Regions from separate parts of the Mus musculus genome. Here region 2 is linked to region 1. Evidence: chromatin contacts called from ENCODE Hi-C or POLR2A ChIA-PET data. All regions are on one chromosome and are shown on one strand. Each heading gives the region's core, a stretch centred on a gene start or an enhancer-like site at or near the end of the contact. The rest is flanking DNA. Distances are from core to core; before and after follow the strand shown.

Region 1 (5,700 bases), core at 1,567-4,066:
AATAGCATTCCTTTTTTGGGCTTCCCACAAAGATCACAGAGCCAGTGTGCAGGCAGGGAAAGTTCTGCCCACGTTCTCTCTGAGCTGGGACCAGACCCAAGTGATTTTCTGCTTCTAGATGTATTTAGATTGAGCTCTTCCCACGTATCCAAGATGACCCCGAACCACAGGGGAGCCAGGATCCTGCAATCACAGGAGAAAAGAAAGAGCTTTGGCCAAATCAGAGGCCCTCAGTGGAACACCCAAAAGTGTCAGTTTTATGTCACAGGTGTCTCTAGGACATTCATTGGCTTTGAAAACACTCGGAGCATGCACAAGGGAATTGAGACAAGAGCCCTGTTACTGTGTGGCCTCTTTCTCAACCCCATGACTGTCAAATAGACATCTCAGTTCAAATAGATGGCTCAGTTCAAATAGATTAGTTCCATGACCTCCAGACAAGGTCTGTTTGTGTCCCAGGTATATTAAGCAACATCTTTAAGCACTTCTAAGACGTGAGCAGGAGAGCTTTCCTCTTTTAGCACTCCATGTCAGTACCCGAGCAGGGTAGAAGGCTCTCAGAGTATCCAAGTTAGGAGAATACTGGAAAAGCACACAACTAGCCCAAGGACCATGGCTTGGCCTTCCTAATCACAGCAAATTCTGTTGCCCCCCACTTGGTACCTGGAAAAACTGTAGTCCTGAAAGAAAAAAAAAAGAGTTTTTCCTCAGTTGTATTTTCCCTGGCACCTACAGAACTTTTAAGGTAATGCAGAGCTCACCTGCTGCAGGTACTAAGAGACGGAGGGCAGGGGTGGCCAACACCAGCAGCCAACTTCTACATCACTACCTTCTAGAGGCAGCTACCAGAAAGTCTTCTGCCTTCCAGAGAGTGATCTCTGGCTCATCGTTCCTCAGAAGGTAGCAAGGGGCCCTGGCCTGCTCCTCTCTCCCTGATTTAAGAATTGGGAGTCAGAGGCGAATCTACCTGAAAGCACACATGTGGGTCCAGGGGCCAGCCCTGCATCAGCACATACGCACAGATCCCCAAGTTGCTGAGCTAGGGAAGAGACACAGTGGCAACCTTCTTTCTTGTTACAACAGTCTGAAGGCCAGGGTTTCTCAGTCTCTGAGCCTGGCTATTTTGGGCAAGGGGAGGTGGAGGTAGAGAGGAAAGAGCAGAAGGTTCTGGGCCCTTTGTCCTACATGGTATCCAGAGACAAGAGCAGGAACTGGCTGGCCAGGGAATGAATGGAATGTCACCCAATTCTGAAACCCCCCTCCCCCTCTATTTTTGTCATTTTAAGAACATCTTGCTAACTGACAGGACGGACCTGGAGCAGCAGAACTCTACACCAGTGTACTTGGACCGTGTGGGAACCTGCCTCATCTTTCTCTGGGGCAAACAAGCCTGTCCTGGTCAGAATCACATACAAATATTTTTTGTTGGTAATCCCATTTTATTCCTTCTTCTCCAGCGATCCCCTCTGGATAGTCTTACTTTACTCTGTCTCCCGACTAAGCAAATACCCCCTCATTAAGCCCCCATGCCTCTCAGCAAGGGCTCTAGTTTTCCTGTGGCAGGCAATGCTAAGTCAGAAAGCTTTTTGGACGGAAAAGCTCTTTAGGAGACTGTCAATCCTTTGTCATACAGTTATCCCTCCACCTTTTATAGACTTTAGCATCCAAGCTAAAGAACCCCCCAGATCTGACACTCTTGTACCCCAATCCCACGAGGCTCTGTTCCCCGTCTAGTTATCAGTATCTCAGAAAGTGGAGAGAAAACTTGAAAAATCTGGACAGAGAGCGGCTACTTTTCAGAATCAGAGTCTACCTTATTAAAGAGTTGGGGGCGGGGGAGACATGGGGTGCTGGCCCAGGGCGGAGGGTTTGGAGATTACCCAAGAGCCAGGTGTAGACCTTGCAGGAGGGAACCAGTGTGATCCCGTACAGGGCTCCCACGTGCAGCAGGGCCATGAAGATGATGTTCCTCCAGACGTACTCCAGCTTGGGCGGGGGTCCCTCCTCATCCTGGTAGCTGGGGTCATACAGATCATCTTTTATTTCAGGCCGGATATCTTCTGCCTGGAGGGGCATCTTCTCTTCTCCATCCTGCTGTCTCCGGGAGTGGGGTTCCATGATGTTGGTAGTGCTACACCTGCTGGAGATCTTCAACGGGAGGAAGTGAAAGTCAAAAGCAGATACATAGGACAGCAAGGGGGGGGTCCTCCTGTAATACAGCCAAGGCAGTAGAGGCAGAAACCCCAGTGCCCTGATCATAGGAAGACAGAGTACAGATGTGCTAGATGAAGCAGAGAAAACTTCCCAGAAACTACCTAGAATGTGTTGACAATCAAACCTCACAGTGAAGGGGCAGGGACGGGGATCAAACATTCATACCTCAAGCAACATACAAAGGAAAATGCATGTGCATGCAGAAAGGTATTGGCTGGACGGGAGCTTTCTTTCCTTTAAAGTCAACTGGCAACATGACTGCCACATCCCTCACTTGAAGGTCATACAAATCTAATAAGATATCTGAGATGTCTCTGTAGCTCTCAGCTCTGGCCTCTCTCCAGTCAGCACAGTCCCACCTGGTACCAAAGATCCTGTGCTAGAGGGAGGGGGTCATTGATGAAAAGCTGACCTCTTGTGGCAAGTGGGCCGTCATCTTGCTCCTTGGAAGCCTAGATCCTCTTGTGAAGGCAGAGAGAGCAAGGTCCAGGTCTGCAGCGACTGAGGATCGGTGAAGCGTTGAGTCCAGAGCCCACTGTGCGCTGTGTGTACTGCGTTGATGCCCGGCTAACTGTGCAGGTGTCACCAGTCAGTTCTGCTGTGTGTTGTTGTTTCCAGGCACAGGATTTAAAGGGTATGTAGAGCTGGCACTTGGTGACTGTGTCTGGTATTTGTTCAGATGTGCTTCATGACTGCCAACAAGGGATAAAGAATTCAGAGCTGGCTAGTCAAGGCAGCCCCATGAGGAGATAAAGACTGAAGGCGAGAGAGGGGAGGACAGCCAGCAAAGCCCACATTCACCTAAGGCAAGGCTATGGGATGCTGCACACACTAAGAGAGAGCCACCTTTGTCCCCATTCCTAGACAGATGGAGTATTCTCAGCACTCTGGCAAGCTCTGAGCAGAGGAATTTGTTACTCTCTTGTCTTCCTGGCTCTGGCATCCAGAAATCTGCTATCTCGCTGGCAGACAGCCCTCTGTGCCAACCTCCTCGGTTTCATCTCTGTGGACCCTGGGTCTCTGCCAGCATCATGACTGGAGGAATCTGGGGTCCAGTTCTCAAGCTTCATAGAGGGTAGAAAATGTCCACAAAGTGGGAAAAGAGTGAATCTGGGGGGTGAGAGTCAAGTTCAAGCCCAGGACTAACACAGGTGCTTGGCAAATGTGTCACACTGGGGCAGTTGCACAGTGGGGACAGCTCATCAGTGTCCACCACAATTCCACCTTCTCTTTCCACTCATCAGGTGTGGTGGGGGTAAGGGGGGGTGGACTGGCCTCCACCCCCAGATCTCGAGACAAGAGCAGGTGCATAGCCCGCCTTCTTACTTAGCATCTCAAGCCAGTGGCGGCTCTTCCCCACCCACCTGCCCAGGATGTTCAGCAGAATCGCAGAATGCTCTGACCAGCTCACACACACAGTCACACGCACAGGGCTGAGTGTCTGAGCCCACGCTCAGTCATAGGACTCGTTTCACAGGGGATAACCACCTCCAGACATTAGCATTTAATTACTTCCCTATGTTCCTGCCCCCGGAACATCTGCTGCAGGCAGGGAGGTCTGAAGATTCTCCCATCAGGTTGGGAATTGGGAGTCTTCTATAAGGAAAAAGTGGGAACCTCAGACAGGCGTTTACAGGCAGCAGAGGTGCAAAGGTTTGCCTGTGAAATAAGAAGACTGAGCTGGTATGGAATGACTTTAAAAAAAAAAAAAAAAAGCTAATACTAACTTTTTAAAAAGTCTCCCCGTGACCCATGACCTGTGGTTTTTAAGGAGAAGGAAGTTGAGATATAGAGAGCTCAGATAATTTGTCTGTGGTCCCAGGAGCCAGTGACTCACAGAGCTAGAAACTGATCATAGTAGGCAAGATGCCAGAGCCCAGGCTCAAACCCTGCTCGGAAAGCGATGCTGGCCTAGAGTCCCAAGACAAAATGACTTCACAGGCCGTCTTCAGTAGATTCACAGCAGGATGAGGAAGCTCAAACTGCAGGGATTTGCATTCACTAGGGTCTCCTGAGATAGACATCTCCCCTGTACACTTCCCCCCCACACACACACAAAGGAGACTATATGAGGGCAAGCATGACCAACTTGTCCCTCTGTGAAAGCTTCCTTGGCCTCTCCATCCTCTTCCCCTCTTATCAAACAGCGAGGGACCCCACAGTCCTTTTGGCTCCCCACATACTTTGCTTTGCTTTGACCCCACAATTTTATTTTAACAGCCATATTGAGACTTGTTTGCACTGGGCATGGTGGTGTACATTTTTCATCCCAGCACTTGGGAGGCAGAGGCAGGTGGATCTCTATGAGTTTGAGGCCAGCCTGGTCTACCAAGCAAGTTCCAGGACAGCCAGGACTATAGACAGAAACCTTGTCTGGAAAAACAAACCAAAAACCAAAAAACCAAAAAAACCAAAAAAACCAAAAAACCAAAAAACCAAAAAACCAAAAAACCAAAAAACCAAAAAACCAAAAAACCAAAAAACCAAAAAACCAAAAAACCAAAAAACCAAAAAACCAAAAAACCAAAAAACCAAAAAACCAAAAAACCAAAAAACCAAAAAACCAAAAAAAACCAAAAAAAACAAAAAACCAAAAAACCAAAAAACCAAAAAACCAAAAAAAAACAAAAAAACCAAAAAACCAAAAAACCAAAAAACCAAAAAAACCAAAAAACCAAAAACCAGTTTGCAAGTCCATCTCACGGGTAAACCATAAGCCTCCTCATGGCAGGAGCCCTGCCTGACCTTTCCTTGGTTTCTCTAGTGCATTATAGAATTTCTTACAGACATTAATTATTCAGTGATCACTTCCCAGAAGAGAGATAAGTTACGGGATCTGAGAAGGGACCAGTGGGGACTGTGATTTGCTTGAAATGAAATTCGTAAATGCGAGCTAGAGGAACCCCCTACTGCAGTTGTAAAAGTAGGCATGGCATTATCTACGGCTGGCTAGGAAGCAGAGAAATGGAGACTCGAAGGGCACTTATGAGCCTGGAAGTTGCCCAACTGTTCTAAAGAACAATCTATCGGCACCCAATAAGATCAAATGTGTGCATCTATCATCCAGAGATTTCCGCTCCCAAGAAACTGTTTTCTTCAGTGACTTTCGTCAGGGCAGATTTTTGTGTCTTGTTTTTGTGTACTTTTGGCTCTATGGGGGATCAAATTCATAACCTGGTACATACCAGGCAAGTGCTGTACCACTGAGCTACATTTCTCAGCCCTGGGTTGTTTCTTGAAAGGTTTCACTATGTAGCTCAGGCTGGCTTGGAACATCGAACCCCTCTGCCTCAGCTAGAGTAGCTGGGGATTTCATGGGTTTTGTTTTAAGGAAAGAGCCTTCCGACACTCCAACACACAGTTGGAGATAGATGATGGGCAAATAGGTCAGACAATTCAGTCTCACATGTCGTCAGGCCTAATCCCAGCATTTGGGAGGCTGAAGGAGGATGACCAACTTGAGGACATCCTGGGTGATGAAGCCAG
Region 2 (5,700 bases), core at 2,081-4,580, 870 kb before region 1:
GTATTTTGGTATAATACATGTGTAAGGCAGCCCACTTGGATACTTCCAGGAAGTAAGCCACCCAGACATGGCTAGCTGGATAAGCTAAACATTGATCCAGACTCTTCTTTCAGGGCAATCAGGAGAACGCTGTGGCCACTTGAACCTATATATTCTGGAATGGTGGACAGTGATGCTCAGATTCATGTGCAGGCAAACCAGAGGATGCTGGTCTCTATCAAGATGCCCAAGACCACAGGGCCTGGGGAGAGAAGGGTTATACCAGACTTCCAGGTCTTTCTGGAAGGCCAAGCTGTGCCACCTGTCCCAGAGTTCTAGGAGACACCTGCATGCTATGATGACTGCCATTCTACTGGTTAGGCTGGGCACATTTTGTTATTTATACTCACAAAATCCCAAGTCAGGATGCATTGTGAGGTTTGGAGAACATGGCAGAAAGGGCAGGAAGCAAGAACACTGGGCTGTTTGTCATTTACCCACCTGCTTCTCATGCCTTTCTTGTTGGTCTCAGCACATCAGCTGCCTTCCTCCTCTTCCTCCTCCTTTTCCTCTCCCTTTGTTGCTTGGGTGGGTCTGAGACTATGCAATCCTCCTGCCTCAACCTCCAAAGGACCTGGGATTACAGGTGTGCACCACCAGGCCTGACCAACTTTTTCCTTTTTTATTTCTCTACCACTGAACCTTCAACCAAGGATTTTTCCTCACCCAGTCTATGCAATTCAGCTCTAGTCAGCATGGGGTCCAATATGTACTCTTAGGTTTTTGATCTTGGGTTATTTACTTATTTGCACACGTGCACATGTATGTGTGTGGTATGAATGCACACATGTGTGCATGCTCACATGTGTGTGGGTATACATGCATTTTCTGAGGCCTGAGGCTGATGTTAGGTATCTTCCTCCACTGCCCTCCACCTTATAGATTGAAGCAGGGTCACCTAGGTGAACCCAGAGCTTGACCACTGGGATGCTCTACCTAGTCAGCTTGCTTCAGAGGTTCTTGATTTCCACCTTCTGAGTGTGGGGTCATGGGCAGAGCACTGCACCCACTCGGCATTTACATGGGCGCTGGGAATCTGAGCACCATTGACTCGCCTGGGCAGTCAGTTCTTTACCCAGTGAGAAATTTCAAGCCTCAGAATCTGTAGTGTGTGTGGTGTGCAGTGGATGTGTGTCTATGTGTGTGTATGTGTGTGGTGTGTGTCTGTGGTGTGTGGTGTGTCTGTGCACAGGTGGAGGTTCTAGAAGGTACAGGAAGAGCTGGGGAAGAAGTGTGCCAGATTAAGATAAGCTCAGCCGGACTCCTGAGGTTGGCTGGAGGGTTAAGAGTTACACGTGTGAGTCAGGGCTTGGTTGACATTGGGCGTATGCTGAAGAAGATGCAGGCAGTAGTGGTGGCAGAGGAGCCTGGACAGGCCTTGGCCCCAGGATAGCATCTGCTCTGGGAGACAACCCAGGCTGGTTCTTCAGAGACTGGCAGAGGAGCCACCGGGTGGATAGGAAGGGCCAATGACTCATGGAGGCTCTTGTTTACATATTATCTCTCACCTGCTTCAGAAAGCTTTTGAAGTGGCGCCTAATTGAAGCCTCGGGTAGCTCGGCTTGCTGAGACCAGAGAGATCATGTCAGGGCTGGAGGCTGGCTTGGGTAAGGCTGGCACACCCGGGCGGGTACACTGCCCATGGAAGGAAGGCAGACCGAGCCCTGACTGGGCCAGGACGGAAGCTGGGAGATTCTCAGAAAGTCTGTGTAACCTGGGAAGATCGGTTTCGACACTTCCGGTTTGAGCCTGTTGAGTGTTTTGTTTGAGGCAGGGTCTAATGTTTTCCAGGCTGATCTCAAGCTGGCTGTGTAGCCAAGGAAGACACCTTGAAATTCTGGTCCTTCCACCTATACCTCCAAGTGTCGGGCTTACAAATACGCGTCACCACACACGCAGTTTATTAATGCTGGGCACCGAACCTGGGAGTCCAGGCTTCACACAGCTAGGCCAGCACTCTCCCAGTCAAGCAAGGAACATCTTTAGCCTCTGCTAAGGTTCTCTTTTTGTTTCTTTTGTTTTTGTTTTTCTGAGACAGGGTGACTCTGTGTAGTCCTGGCTGGCCTGAAACTCACTCTGCAATCTAGGCTGGCCTTGAACTCACAGAGATCCACTTGCCTCTGCCTCCTGAGTGGAGTGACTAAAGGTGTCACTATCTGTCAGGCTCTCTGTTGGGACACTTGTTAGCTATTCTGAGCCCCACCTGGCAGAGGCTTTGGTCTTTGTTCTTCAGGAATTTCCAACTTCTGGTCTCTAAGAGGGAAGGCCTTTCCTTCCAGGGTCTAGATGTCCCTGACCTCAGGCTAAAAGACTCATGGGAGGGAATCTTGTCTTATTTTAATTTACTTCTTTTTGTTTTGTTTTGTTGTTGTTGTTGTTTTTCGAGACAGGGTTTCTCTGTATAGCCCTGGCTGTCCTGGAACTCACTTTGTAGACCAGGCTGGCCTCGAACTCAGAAATCCACCTGCCTCTGCCTCCTGAGCGCTGGGATTAAAGGCGTGCGCCACCATGCCCAGCTTTAATTTACTTCTAAGCCTACCCCACACCAGCATGGTCTGCCCCATGACCCCCAGAGTAAAACTTGGAGGAATCCTACTGCTTCGTCTGCCTTTGTCTGGTAGCACTCGGAGAAAGAAGTCTCCGGTTCCCAACCCCCAGGGTCTTCTTAGGCTATGACGCGGGGGTGGGTGCTGAACTCTGTCTGCCCCTCCTCCACAATGCTTCCGGCCTCTTACCTGACCGTCCCCGACTCCTCCGGCTTCCATCAGATCAGGTTTCCTTAGGAGGCACACTGACAACTTCCAAAAGTTACACCAAGTTTTGGCAAGTCTGACTGAACCCCGACAGACTTTTCTGTCACATTTCCTTACAGCTACTTAAACCGCACTTTGCTGTGTAATAGAACACCTCCCAGTCGGGGAGCCGGAGGGGTCTCCCGCAGGCAGGATTCAACACGAAGACAGTCAGGAAAAGCAGAGGCTGGGGGTTTAGCCTACAAGGGTAAGTTCGTCACCCTGGGGGGTCGGGGAGATGCTGATAGAGAGGCACAGAAAAGCCAACTTCAGCCAACCAGGGTCATGGGGCGGAGAGGCGGAACGCAAGGCTTCTCTGCTTAGACGGTCACCACATCTTCCTACTCTGCGGAAGGGAAACCCAAACCCCATCCTGAGCCGAGGGACAGCCGGTAGGAGGTAAGTGGATAAGAAGACACGTGAGCATTGAGGGACTATCAGGGCCGAGCTGATGGCCTGAAGCCAGAGAGGGAGGGCTTTCCAGTAGTAGGTGAAGAACAGAAAGGAAGACCGGCGCTGCCCCGGGGACCCCACCCCCGACATTCTTGGAGTGTGAGATACATTAATTAAGGAAATAAGCTCTGGGTTAGGAGGGAAACGGCGGCTTGCAAGAAGCAGAACCAGAGAGGAGTGTCTACGGAAAGGAAATCGGGTCAGGAGAGACTCCCAGTCACAGGGTAGGAGGCTGTTCTAGGGGCTCAGAGCCAGGAACACAGCAGTCATAAACTAGGGTTTTTGCTCTGAAGTCTCCCTCTCGTCACACATGTGCCCCCCCCCTCCCTACGGTAGGACACTGAGCAGCTGGGAACATCATCTCGAGATGCATCTCAAAAGACAGGGACAGAAAGCCACCAGAATGTCACAAAAGTTATGTCCTCTGAGAAGGTGAGTTTGGAGGTCGGTTGGCCAGGGCGAGGGAGGAAGGAAGTGGGGGTTGGGGGGAGAACACTGGCCTGCAGCCTGTGCTAGAGAAGGAGCCAAGGCAGAGCCCATGCTGGGTGAGACCGTCCTGACTGTCCTGAGACATGCTTTGTAGACCAGGCTGGCTTGAACTCAGAGATCTGCCTGCTTCTGCCTCCCAAGTGCTGGAAATAAAGGCCTGCACCGGTTGGCTGAAATCTCCCTCAATCTCTTCGAAAAGAAAAACAAAAACAAACAAAAAAAAAACCATAAAACCAAAAATCAAAGCATTGCTTTGCTTTCTGTAGCTGTTCTAAAACCCTTAGAAGTGAGAAAATCAGGCTGGTGAGTTGGATCCCCAGGACCCTCACATGTTATCCCCTGACCTCAGCACCATGGCAACCAGGCTTGCCCTTCACTTCCCACCACAAACGGAGGAATGTTCTCTAAAAATGAGAAAACCGTCCTTTTGAGTTCAGAAGAGCTCCCACGACCGCTAACCCACGACCGCTAACCCACGACCGCTAACCCACGACCGCTAAGCGTCAGGTTGGGCACCTGACCACACACTTCCAGCTCTGAGCCCTGAAGTATGGACTCTGGAGAGGCAGCAGTGAAGGAAAGTCATACTTCAGCGGTGCAAGCCTGGCCGTACAGCGCCAATGCGAGCTTCTCATTGTTGGTCTTCATTTGCTTTAGTTCTATGGCCTTTGGGGACTTCTAGTACATTCCATTTTGAAATAACTTTTTGTGTTAGTCAGCTTAATACTGTGATAAAATACATAAAATACAACGAAAGTTGATATAAAACATGAATAATCAGCCAGGCGATGGTGGTGCACACCTTTAGTCCCAGCACTCAGGAGACAGTCGCAGGCAGATCTCTGAGTTTCAAAGCCAGCCTGGCCTACAAAGCAAGTTCCAGGACAGCCAGGGCTACACAGAGAAACCCTGGAGTGTGGGGTGAGGGGCACAAACACCTGAATAATTTATCTTGTCTCACATTCTTAGAGAATTTAGTCTCTTTCTGCCTGTGACAGTGCTGAGGCAGGACGTCACGTGGACATCACATGGACGTCACGTGGGCCTATGGGTAAGGCAGCACTGCATAGCTATGGGAGCCAGGAAGCAGAGAGAGCTGGCACAGGATACAGTCCAGGTGGGCACACCCCAAGGACACACCCTCTTTACCTGACTACCGCCTCCTAAGCTTCTGTTCTTTCCCAGTAGTTCATCAAATTATGTGCCCAGAGCCAGTGAGATGCCTTAGGAGGTTAAAGTACTGGTCATTAGCCCTGACAACTTAAGTTGGGTCCTCAGGGCTCACAAGGTGAAAGGAGATGCACCAAAAGTTATCCTGTGACCTCTAAGCATATGTGCACGTTTGAGAGCACACATGAGGCACACACACACATATGCACACACTAAATGAAGCAAGGATGTGTAAAATAAATTATGGGTCCACCAGTGGATTAATCAGAGCCTCCAAGATTAAGTCACACCCCTAAACGAGTGTGACCACTAGTTAGTCCACTGCCTTTGAGAGGTTTTAACAGGGGAGGTGGTGGCCAGCTAGGGGATCAAGGCAATCCTTTCCTGGGATGGACAAAGAATTGGACTTCTGGGAATGACAGAAAATGAAGACTGGGTGGAAGCAAAAGTAATACTGTTCTCCCTTTGGAGTGAGAGGGGCCCTAAAGTTGGGAGTCTACTAAATGGATGCTGGCTTGGGTATTTTTTAGGTCCCTGAGTCTCTCCTGCCCCACTAGTCCCCTTTGGATGCATCCCTCCCTCTCCTAGGGCTCCTGATGTTTCTTCATTAATTCCTACAACTTTCTACATAGAAGCGATCCAGGCTCTAAGAGTGGCCACTGGGACTCTGTGTTATAGAAAAAGAGAGTCTAGCAGAGGAGACGGTTGTGAAATGATCCCCTACTGAGTCACAGGTGTCATATAAGGCTTTTATGAC

The links. Hi-C counts contacts between places; a loop is a spot of excess contacts on that map. ChIA-PET counts read pairs that join two places held with the same protein, here RNA polymerase II (POLR2A).
Region 2: a map of T-helper 17 cell shows a loop between it and region 1 (4-fold over the local background). The contact joins the enhancer-like site here to the promoter of Scd4 in region 1. A Hi-C loop is called at or near these places in 1 of 37 maps with a recorded cell type or tissue (T-helper 17 cell). POLR2A ChIA-PET finds 5 or more read pairs at or near these places in 1 of 5 experiments (embryonic stem cell).

Annotation. Positions count from the first base shown.
Region 1 is chr19:44,330,442-44,336,141 of GRCm38, reverse strand. Scd4 (stearoyl-coenzyme A desaturase 4) reads right to left here and starts at 2,816. Exons shown (of 6, transcript NM_183216.3): 1 at 2,627-2,816; 2 at 1,881-2,148. The coding sequence starts at 2,650.
Region 2 is chr19:45,205,926-45,211,625 of GRCm38, reverse strand. No RefSeq gene overlaps it. Among named protein-coding and RNA genes, the nearest start is that of Lbx1, 28 kb to the left of the region's middle. Within about 2 kb of position 3,330, at least 1 of the 3 ENCODE cell types and tissues checked has a DNase peak (open chromatin) inside an H3K27ac peak, as active enhancers do.